2 separate regions of the Homo sapiens genome follow, and region 2 is linked to region 1. The links are chromatin loops, found by intact Hi-C in ENCODE. Cell type or tissue: CD4-positive, alpha-beta T cell. All regions are shown on one strand. Each heading gives the region's core, and the rest is flanking DNA. Links, peaks and the distances in the headings are about the cores only.

What was found. Peaks named below come from ENCODE experiments on the same cell type or tissue, not always from the same donor. Only the 100,000 strongest peaks of a DNase experiment are listed, where the experiment ranks them.
Region 2: a loop joins it to region 1, with 12 times the contacts of the local background. A loop is called at or near these places in 4 of 110 quality-filtered maps.

The regions. Positions count from the first base shown.
Region 1 is chr16:69,393,332-69,398,707 of GRCh38, forward strand. No RefSeq gene overlaps it. Among named protein-coding and RNA genes, the nearest start is that of TERF2, 10 kb to the left of the region's middle. In CD4-positive, alpha-beta T cell, for the core only: CTCF peaks have their summits at 2,855 (motif pointing right) and 3,054; a DNase peak (open chromatin) is centred at 2,910; H3K27ac peaks cover 540 bases.
Region 2 is chr16:69,927,270-69,932,645 of GRCh38, forward strand. WWP2 (WW domain containing E3 ubiquitin protein ligase 2) reads left to right here. Exons shown (of 24, transcript NM_001270454.2): 12 at 2,179-2,260; 13 at 2,861-2,989; 14 at 3,883-3,958; 15 at 4,240-4,311; 16 at 4,533-4,621. Among named protein-coding and RNA genes, the nearest start is that of MIR140, 3.1 kb to the right of the region's middle. RefSeq lists a silencer at 3,034-3,191. In CD4-positive, alpha-beta T cell, for the core only: CTCF peaks have their summits at 3,136 (motif pointing left) and 3,340; a DNase peak (open chromatin) is centred at 3,092.

The DNA of each region.
Region 1 (5,376 bases), core at 97-5,096:
ACAAGAGCGAAACTCCATCTCAAAAAAAAAAAAAGCCACAATTGATTTACCCATTCTCTTATCGATAGACATTTGGGTTGTTGCAGCCTCAACCTCCCGGGCTCAAGGGATCCTCCTGCCTCAGCCTCCTGAAGTGCTAGGATTATGGGCGTGAGCCACTGCACCTGGCTGAATCTATCATTTTCTTTCATTGTGAGTGCTGTTAGTTGCTTGTTTAATAAATCCTTCCTTATTCAGAAGTCATGAAGATATTAGCTTATGTTATCTTCTAAAAAGTTGTAGATTTTTGCCTTTCACGTATTAGTCTTTTATCCACCTGAATTTGATGCTTGCAAATGATATGAAGCAGGGTCCAATTTCATTTTTTTCCATATAGGTATCCAGCTATCCTAGCACCATTTATTAAAAATATCTCTTTTCTCTACTCTCTGTAGGGCTACCTTTGTTATAAATTAAGTAACCATGTATGTGTAGACTTGTTTCTAGGGACATACAGTTTTTCAAAATTATTTGATGGAATATGCAAGCAAAAAAATGTGAAGACCACTGTACTAAACAAATTGTGTGGCTTTTATCTGGTTATTTAACTTCTCTGAATTTCCTGCACTGTTGGTTGGGAGCATCAGATGGGATCATGCAGTAAAGCAGATAGGAGACATTTTACATAGCCTCTGGGAGCAGAGGTAGTATCTTTTTTTCTTTTGTTGTTATATTTCCAGTGCCATGCACTGCATGGAAACAACACCCACTTGGGACAGGAGCTGCCTTGGAAAGAGCCCAGAGGACGTGACATTTGGGTGGGTCGTGAATGATGGTGAAATCTGTCATCTCTTTTTATGAGTGTCATCTGTTGACTGTCCATGGCGCATTTCGCATGTGGGTTTTATCTGCTTATTTTAACTGGTTTAGTAGGGCCCAGAGGGAGATGTCTGTGCCCTGTCCCACATACCAGCTTTCGGGGAAACCCTGGTAGAAGTCACCCAAGAAGATCTAGCAGAAGCGCCAGCTTTGTTTTTACTAGAGATAGATACATGTTGCTGAGAGCAGGGCTGGGCCTTTTAAAAATTCTGGGCACTGGAGTGCTGCAGGATTCCTGAGTTTCACCCACACACTGCTTTCTTCCCAACCCCCAGCCAGGGGCCAGCAGGTACAGCAACTAACGCACCCACTCACCCCAGCATTGCCACCCGTGGGAGTGGAGAAATCCACACCACACCCCCAGTTCTGTCTTGCCTCTGGAAGAGGGAGCATAGGGTCTTGCACTCAGCAGGCAGTCAGTAAACATGGAGTGCGTAACATGTGAGTAACCCTATTAAGATTAGGCTATATGAGCACATTCCCATCTGCTACTACATGGCAAGAAATGGATAGATTATGTGGCCCTTCCCAGTCCTGAGGGAGCATCGTTATATATACAGATTCCCCAGCAATGGGAATTTTGTATATTTCTGATTCTTCTCCTAACTGCTGAACTAGGAATCTATTCTGATTCCTCCCCTACCTGCTGAATTAGCATGGAGGGGGTGCGCAGAAAGGAGCTATTTTAAATTAAACTCTCTGGGAGATTCTGGTTTTGATGCCCTGTCAAGTAGGGAAATGATCAAATTATTATATTCCTCATCAAAAGTAACAATTTGGCAGTATCTATCAAAACTTAAAATTCACATGTATTTTGAACCTATGGTTTCTCCCAGCTCCATCCTATGCCAACAATGTAGGCACAAAGATATTCAGGGCAGCAATTTTTTTCTTTTGCTTAGATTTGAGATCCCAACAATGCAGCATTTTTGAAATGGACAAATATTAGAGAGTTGGCAAATGTCTATTCATTCATTAGACACATTCTGTTGACATATTCCCACTATCAGGAACAGCAAAAACAAAGTACCTATAATAAAGTCCCTATTCTTACCGAGATGTACTTTTTAATCCATCAAAAGAGGACTGAATAAATAATTTATGATACATTCAAGCAATGGAATATTATGCCTCCATCAGAAGGAATGAGGTTTGTCACTACATACAGCTTTGAAAAGATGTAAAAGACAATTTTTTAAACTTAGGAATCTTTTGAATGTATTACCTCTTCCAAATGAAGAAAATAAAAAAGAGAAAAGCAAGTTTCGGCTAGGTGCAGTGGCTCGTGCCTGCAATCCCACCACTTTGGGAGGTCGAGGCAGGCAGATCACTTGAGGCCAGGAGTTCGAGACCAGCCTGGCTAACATGGTGAAACCTTGTCTCTACTAAAATTACAGAAATTAGCTAGGTGTGGTGGCACACGCCTGTAATTCCAGCTACTCAGGAGGCTGAGGCAGGAGAATCACTTGAACCCAGGAGAAGGTTGCAGTGAGCAGAGATTGCACCACTGCACTCCAGCCTGGGCGACAGAGCGAGACTTTGTCTCAAAAAAAAAGAAAAAAGAAAGAAAAGCAAGTTTCAAAACAGGGTATCAGTATTATCCTACTTGTGGATAAAAATTATATACATATGGATATATATATATATAGATACATTCATAGAAAAAATTGTGAAAGAATGTTAAAAAATTGCTAGCAATAGAACTAGAAAATGGAACTAGGAAGGGAAGATTTTTCTTTTCTCTTTATACTCTTTCATGCTGGTTCAAAATTTTATTTTATTTTATTTTTATGTATTTTTTGTAGAGAGGGGGTCTTGCTATATTGCCCTGACTGGTCTCAAACTCCTGGCCTCAATGGATCCTCCCACCTCAGCCTCCCAAACTGTTGGGATTACAGGCATGAGCCACTACACCTGGCCTAAAAATTTTGACCAAAGGAAAGCTTACTTTTCCAATTTTTTAAACCATTACAAAAATTCCATATAATCTTGAGAGACCATGAAATCTTAAACTTCCAGCAGGGGGCAGCAACGATTCTCAAATATCTCTGACGTCAGCACAAAGCTGAGGATTAGCGTCCCCAGGTTTCCATTTCCAGGCCCAAATACTGTCCTTGCATCACCAGATCATAAAGGAAACAAAACGCAATAACCACAGAAGGCTTAAAATGCCGCAGGAATTGTTGTGTAACAAAACATTTCTGTATGGCTCTTTGTTAACACATCTGCGAGTTAAACTGCCTTTTCTCTCTCTGGAGCTCACAGTTTTCTCATCCATTAAATTGAGGGGGTTTGATGAGATCATGTTAAAAGTTCTCTTTCCATTTCTGTAATGCTAAGCCTTTATGACTTAAAACCCAGTATCAGGAAGAAACAAGCCCCAGTGCCCTCTGAAATTAACTGGCTTATCAAAGAATCTGCTTTAAAACCCTCAGCTGGTCAGTGAATTACTGCCAGTTTATCTTTAGTGTAGATCAAAGAATACTTTTTTTCAGGGGGGAGGATGTTGGTATTTACTTAACTCACTGATGGAGAAAAAGAACGCTCCCACTCTATAAATGTTTAGCATGTGTGTAAAGGTCGTAGGTCTGGTGTTCAGAAATTACATACAGGCTTACGAAAGAATCTGCACTGGGTTGGCCAAATTAAACAACAGGCAGTTGTAGAGAAATAAACACAAGTTAACATTTAACCACAACAAGTCTCTGTTCTTGCTGCTCAGTCTTTCTCACTAGGAGGAGCCTTGAGAAGGTCAGAGAGCTCTGGCTATTCTAGCGAGAGGGCTCTTCTGAGAATGCACTAATCTATTACTTTTATAATATATATATATCGGCCGGGCGTGGTGGCTCATGCATGTAATCCCAGTACTTTGGGATTCCTCATCTGTAAGATGGGGATACCAAAGACCTCTAAGACTGTTAATTGCTGTGAGGGTTAAATGATATAATACATTATCAAATTGCTTAGCATGGGACCTGGCAACTGGAAAGACTTGTTAAAATATGAGTTAATAATATTGTTTAATAAAGCTTAAGCAATATAAGAATCATACATACAGCCACATTTCTGGGGTGTAGACACCCCTTCTCAAATTATTCAGAATCTCCCAGCACCAAAAGATTCATTTCCTATATTTTTATAAGAAATGTATTCTTCCCCTGACATAGTTGTCTTTTTTTTTTTTTTTTGAGACGGAGTCTCGCTCTGTCACCCAGGCTGGAGTGCAGGCGTGATCTCGGCTCAATGCAAGCTCTGCCTCCCAGGTTCACGTCATTCTCCTGCCTCAGCCTCCTGAGTAGCTGGGACTACAGGCGTCTGCCACCATGCCTGGCTAATTTTTTGTATTTTTAGTAGAGATGGGGTTTCACCGTGTTAGCCAGGATGGTCTTGATCTCCTGACCTCATGATCCGCCCGACTCAACCTCCCAAAGTGTTGGGATTACAGGTGTGAGCCCCCGCGCCTGGCTGGTTATCTTCTTTGAGACAAGAGCTTGCTCTGCTGCCCAGGCTGGAGTGCAGTGGCTCGGTCATGGCTCACTGCAGACTTGGACTTCCCAGGCTGAAGATATCCTCCCACCTCAGCCTCCCAAGTAGCTGGGACTACAGGTGTGAGCCATCCCACCCAGCCCATAGTTATCTTTTGATCATATTAGAATGTCTTCAGGAAAGAATGATGCAAACAGGCCCCAGCCCCCAAGTCCCAAAAGCTGGGGCAAGGTTCCAGGGAAGGAGAGATGAGATGGAGGCTAGACCTCAGAACAGGCAAATCAAGACAGCCAAGACAGGCAATCAATCATGTGGGGGCATTTGTTAAAAAGTTTCCAGGATCCAGTCTCCAAGATTTTCATTCTGTTCCAAAATGAATTTCAATAGATAGTTTAATATTTTCATAAAACTATAATCACAGGAAGGGTTTCACATGATCTTATTCTGCCGCACACCCCGGTTCCCCACCAGTTTATTTATTGTTTTCTCCCAAACACTGACTCACTTCCTTTATCCTCAGTCAAGGGCATTGCTTTGATTTGCTCTAGTGGCTGCCCCTCTCAGCTTCTGAGTCTTGGCATGAGGGCGTGTGAATTCTTCCATCTGAAATCATCTGCTTTCTCACAGCCTAACACTTCGCTTCTCTTCTAAAAGCGACTGACAACTCACCTGCTTCTGGAAGCCTTCCCTGTTGAGTTTTTTCACTTTCTCACTGTGTTCTGTGCCACAGATGCAAGTGGAGTTGTGGGAATACAACCAGGGCCGTGTCCTTCTGTCTTTGCTATGGGTGGGTAAGTTCTGGTTCTTTCCATTGGGGGCAGCATGGTTTTAGGGAGAGAGCAGGGACTCTGGAATCTGGCATGAACGCATTCAACAGCACTACTCATGAGCTCTCAGATTCATCCTGGCTGTCCTTTGACACGTTGGGATTGATGCTTTCTTCTCATGGGTCATCCCAATTTCTCCAGGCAGCTTTCTCTTCTCCTCTTTATGTTACTTCTCTCCAAGAGTAGACAAGAAGCCCTTCTCTTT
Region 2 (5,376 bases), core at 155-5,154, 530 kb after region 1:
GAACAGCCAGACCAAGTGAGAGTGATCGGCAGCTTGCTAACCCAGCCTGCTGGTGTCCCTCTCTGCTGCCCCAGGAGAGACCCCGCATCTTCCCCACACACTGCTGTGGGACTCAGGACACCTCGGGTTCAGATCCACATCTGCCCTCGGCAGCCCTGACCCTGGGCCTGTGGCTGAATATGTCTGAGTCCCTTTGTCCTAAAATGAGGTCGAGCCAGGTGTTCCTGGGGTCTTTCCCAGCCCCCAACTGAAACTGAATGCCGCGAGGCAGCCAGCCGGCCTTGGGAGGCCTCCACACAGCAGCAGTGCCAGAAATGACGACACAGGCCTCAAGCCCGCTGGACAGATCCCCCTGGCCCTGTGGTTAGCCTTGGCTTTGGCCCTTAACAGGGCAGACGTGGAGGATCTAGTTCAAAGCAGTAGCTTCGGGGCTGGGAGCAGCCCCTCCCCTGGAAACCTCTTGGGAAGCCTTCCTTCTGTGTGTTCTGAGGTGGTGGTAGCTCTGTAACAGCTCTGGGCACCTCCTGTTCTTTCTTTCCTTTGGCTTTCTTTTATTTATTTTTTATTTACAAAATAGAGATGAAGTCTCGCTGTGTTGCCCAGGCTGGTCTCGAACTCCTGGGCTCGAGCGATCCTCCTGCCTCAGCCTCCCAAAGTGCTGGGATTACAGGCGTGATCCACCGTGCCCAGCCTGTCTTTATTTTTATTTTATTTATTTGTTTTTCCAGCTTTACTGAGGTATGATTGACAAATAATGTCTGTTTGTAAAATTTCAGTCGAGTCATAGATACCAGGTAAGGCAGAGAGTGGGAGGGAGACTGAGGCCTTGGTCTGGTGTTGGGAGCACTGCAGCTCGAGTCTTGGAGTCAGGAGGGGGTTGTTGCACTTCCCTGTTCTGCTCCTTTTTCAGCTTTCTGGTTCCCTGTAGCTTCTGGAACTGATTATTTTTGTTTCTTTAATGCTGCCCTGTCTTGTAAAAGGAGAGCCATTAGCATCATTTGTTTTCAGGAGAGAAGCAGATTTGAAGGCTCAGGAACTTCCTGGGAAAGGTGACCTCTTTTGAGCCAAGAGCTTTACCCCCTAGTTTTTTGTTTTTTTTTTCTCCTGTCTACCTGGAGCTGAGAGGTTATCCCTTTCAATCCCTCTCAAGGTCCAGAATCACCAGCTAGGGTTGGGTCTGCCCCTGGAGCACAGACTCCTCCCTTGGGGACCCCAGAGCCCTTATCAGTATATCAGTAAAGGGCAAGAGAACAGAGATTGTTCAGAGCAGAGGAAAAGTGTATTTGTTCCCCAGCCCCACTCCATGAACATTCCCCTGTCTCAAAGCACATACTTAGGCCTAAGAACAGGATAGGCAGGCCAGGCACGGTGGCTTATTGCCTGTAATCCCAGTACTTTGGGAGGCTGAGGCGGGAGGATCACTTGAGGCCAGGAGTTCGAGACCAGCCAGGACAACATAGCGAGACCCTGTCTTTATATAAAAAAGAAAAAAAAGATACAAGTCTAAGAAGAGGCTGGGCAGTGTAAGTGTCCTCAGCCCCAGATATCATTTATTTGCTTATAAGCAAGAAAGAGGCGTGCCAGGGTATGAGAGTTTTAGAACAAGACTTAGCCTGTAAGTGGGAGAAGAGGGAGAACTTGGAGGGTACAGGGGCGCAGGGTGCAGAGCACTGATCAGAGAGGTGCGAGGGAAATGCAGCCACTCCATAAGGACCACGCCCTGTAGGACAGAGGCGCCCAGGTTAGCTGCATGCAGTGCAGAGGGTCCCAGGACCAGGGATCAGCTGTGAGGGACTTGGGTGGGGGGCCTGGCGGGTTAGGGACTGCCCGGCTTCCATGCTGCACACAGCTGGGAGCAATTATGCCTCTGGTTTGAGCTGTGCTGCTCCCTCTGGGTGGCCACACCACCCCCTCCCTCCGACCAATCAACCAAAGAAGTGCTTCATCTCGAGTTGGAAGTATGTCACCCCCGCCCCCCACCACCAACAAGGAAGGACCCTCTTTGTCCCTTTCCCAGTGACAAGTGTGAGTGAGCTTGGCTTTGGCTGGTTCTTCTCTAACAGGCTGACAACAGGGAGATAAACTCAGACCCAGCACCCAGGAGGTGGGAACCTCAGGGAAAGGACACCGGCTCTCCGTGTTTGAATCTGATGTTCTTTCTTTCTTCTCATGTGGCAGAGAAGAGACAGGACAATGGACGGGTGTATTACGTGAACCATAACACTCGCACGACCCAGTGGGAGGATCCCCGGACCCAGGGGTAAGGACTTGGGCTGAGAGGGGGGCCGGGCTGGGCTGGGTCTCTGTGCAGCTCCAGCACTGGGCAGGTGGCTTTGGACTGCATCGTCCCAGAGGGCTGATGTCAGGGACCTTTAGCCACACACAAGTGTCTTGAGACTCTCACCGTACAGATACACTGTTGGCCTGATGAGAGCTTAAAAGGGGTTTCTTAAATAGACCTTCCTGGTGGATGGAGGGCGGCCCGGCTGGCGGGTGTTGCTGGTCTCCATACTGATTGTGCTGGCTGCTGATAATTGGATTGCAAAAAGGTTGAGGGCATCCTGGTCTCCCAACACCCCCAAGTGAAGCTGTGCTGGGGCACAGGGTGCCTCAGGATTGCTGGTGGCTGCTCAGTCCAATGCCATCCATGCAGGGCTGGGTTTTTGGCCATGAGATAATAAGTGACCTCTCCGTGCTGCAGAACTGTTCTCACGACTTGGGTCATGCTTCTTGGGTGCATGTCCTCAAAGTCCCTCATGGGCTCTGCAGAGACAAAGCCACACTTTGAGGACCCAGCCTCCAACCACCAAGGTCCAGAAGGTGGGGCCAGCCCTTCACCCTTTTCTTCCCGTGTTTCCAGGATGATCCAGGAACCAGCTCTGCCCCCAGGATGGGAGATGAAATACACCAGCGAGGGGGTGCGATACTTTGTGGACCACAATACCCGCACCACCACCTTTAAGGATCCTCGCCCGGGGTTTGAGTCGGGGTAAGGACTTTGTGCAGGTAGCAGCAGTGTCAGGAGCCGAGGCCCAGGCTGTCCTTGTTCTGGCTCTGGGAGGCCCACTTTGGGTGGCCCCTGTGGTGCGTTCTACTGCCCTTACTGCCCTCTAGTGGCCAATGTTGATGTCATATTAAAGGGGATGGGAGGATAGCTTGAGCCCAGGAGTTTGAGACCAGCCTGGACAACATAGCGAGACCGTGTCTCCACAACAATAAAAAAGATTAACCAGGCTGAGAAAAATGGCAAGACCCCATCTCTACAAAAAAAAATTAAAAATTAGCTGGATGTGGTGGTGCATGCCTGTAGTCCCAGCTACATAGGAGGCTGAGGTGGGAGGATCCCTTGAGCTCAGGAGTTTGAGGCTGCAGTGAGCTATGATGGCACCACTGCACTCCAGCTCAGGTGACAGAGTGAGTCCCTGTTTCTAAAAAATAATAATACATTTAAAATTAGCTCGGTGTGGTAGCACACTCCTGTAGTCCTAGCTACTTGGAAAGCTAAAGCGGGAGGATCGCTTAAGACCAGGAATTCGAGGCCGCAGTGAGCCATGATCACACCACTGCACTGCAGCCTGGGTGACAGAGCAAGACCCCGTCTCTAGAAAACGAACAAACAAATAAATAAGATGGGATGGGGAGGAAGGGACTATCCTGTTTATTCCGAATGACACTAGAGTTATTTCTCTAAAAGCAAGAAGTCTGGCTTTATTTCTAGATTTTCTTTTTTATTCTTCAAGGATCTTAATGACAGTCACTTCCTCACCTTACATTACTAATCTTTAAATTAACATAGCACCAGCTTTCCTTAGGGCTGACAAAGACAAATTGTTCATTTTCTGAGAAATCGCATGAACCCCTGAACATCTTTGCTCTTCCTAGGACGAAGCAAGGTTCCCCTGGTGCTTATGACCGCAGTTTTCGGTGGAAGTATCACCAGTTCCGTTTCCTCTGCCATGTGAGTTCTGGTACTGGGGCTCCCGTGGCAGTTGGGGTTATTGAGTTATTTCAGTGTGAGTTCCCGGCACAGCAGCAGGTATCGGAATGTTTGTGTCTTAGGCGGGCGCAAGACACTTGTCTAACCCGGAGCTGGCTGTCTCTAGGAAGCTAGTTTTCATTCCTAGGGCACATGCTATTGCCTCCTGGCCCAGCAGGCTGGGGAATGCCTGTTCATACAGACAGGAGAACAGATGACCACTTGAGGCTCGATTTAAAGTTCTTTTCTTTTTTTTTTTTCAGTCAAATGCCCTACCTAGCCACGTGAAGATCAGCGTTTCCAGGCAGACGCTTTTCGAAGATTCCTTCCAACAGGTTAGATCATGGTGCCCGAAACCAGTGGCAGGCCGACGCCCTCCTCCCAGCACCCCATCTCCTATCGCGTGGCCTGTTAAACCCACACTGCAGACTTTCCAGGGCGTGAGTCTTGGTGACTGTGTCTGCTGGATATTGGGCCTTAGAGTCCCCTGTCCCTCCCGCCCCTGCCTGCTGTGGAAGGGAGAGTGGCAGGCTGGCCCGATGCTCTGTCTTCCCAGATCATGAACATGAAACCCTATGACCTGCGCCGCCGGCTCTACATCATCATGCGTGGCGAGGAGGGCCTGGACTATGGGGGCATCGCCAGGTGAGCTTGAGTGCCCCGGAAGGCTGCCCTGTACCCCGCTTCCCCAGGCTACAGCATCAATGGCCAGAAAGCTGCCTGCCCCCTGCTCACATTCCCTCCCAAAGCTCTCATGCATCTTCAGGAATGGGCACAGTGTGGCATTCAAAATACGTGAACCCGCCAGGCGCGGTGGCTCACGCCTATAATCCCAGCACTTTGGGAGGCTGAGGCAGGTGGATCACCTGAGGTCGGGGGTTCGAGACCAGCCTGACCAACATGGAGAAACCCCGTCTCTATTAAAAATACACAATTAGCTGGGCGTGGTGGTGCATGCCTGTAATCCCAGCTCCTGGGGAGGCTGAGGCGGGAGAATCGCTTGAACCTGGGAGGCAGGAGGTTGCAGTGAGCCGAGATCGTGCCATTGCACTCCATCCTGGGCAACAAGAGCGAAACTCCATCTCAAAAACAAAACAAACAAAAAAACAAAATACGTGAATCCATGTGGCCAGTCCATTGGGCCTGGAACAGGGGCCTGGGGTGCCCCACTGGGCTGGACATTAAGCCTTTAGTTACTGGGTCATGAGGCGACGGAGGACTCCTGGGAGGGGCGAGAGCTCAGTACAATGGCTCTGTTATCTACCAATGTGTCATGTTTCTGTACTTTAACAACCAGGCCAGCAGCATCTGGGCAGTTGAATATAGGGGCCATGTGGTCATCCATTAGAGTTGACCCTGGGATCCCCTCCTCTTAAGGCAGCCAGGGCAGGTGAAGTCAG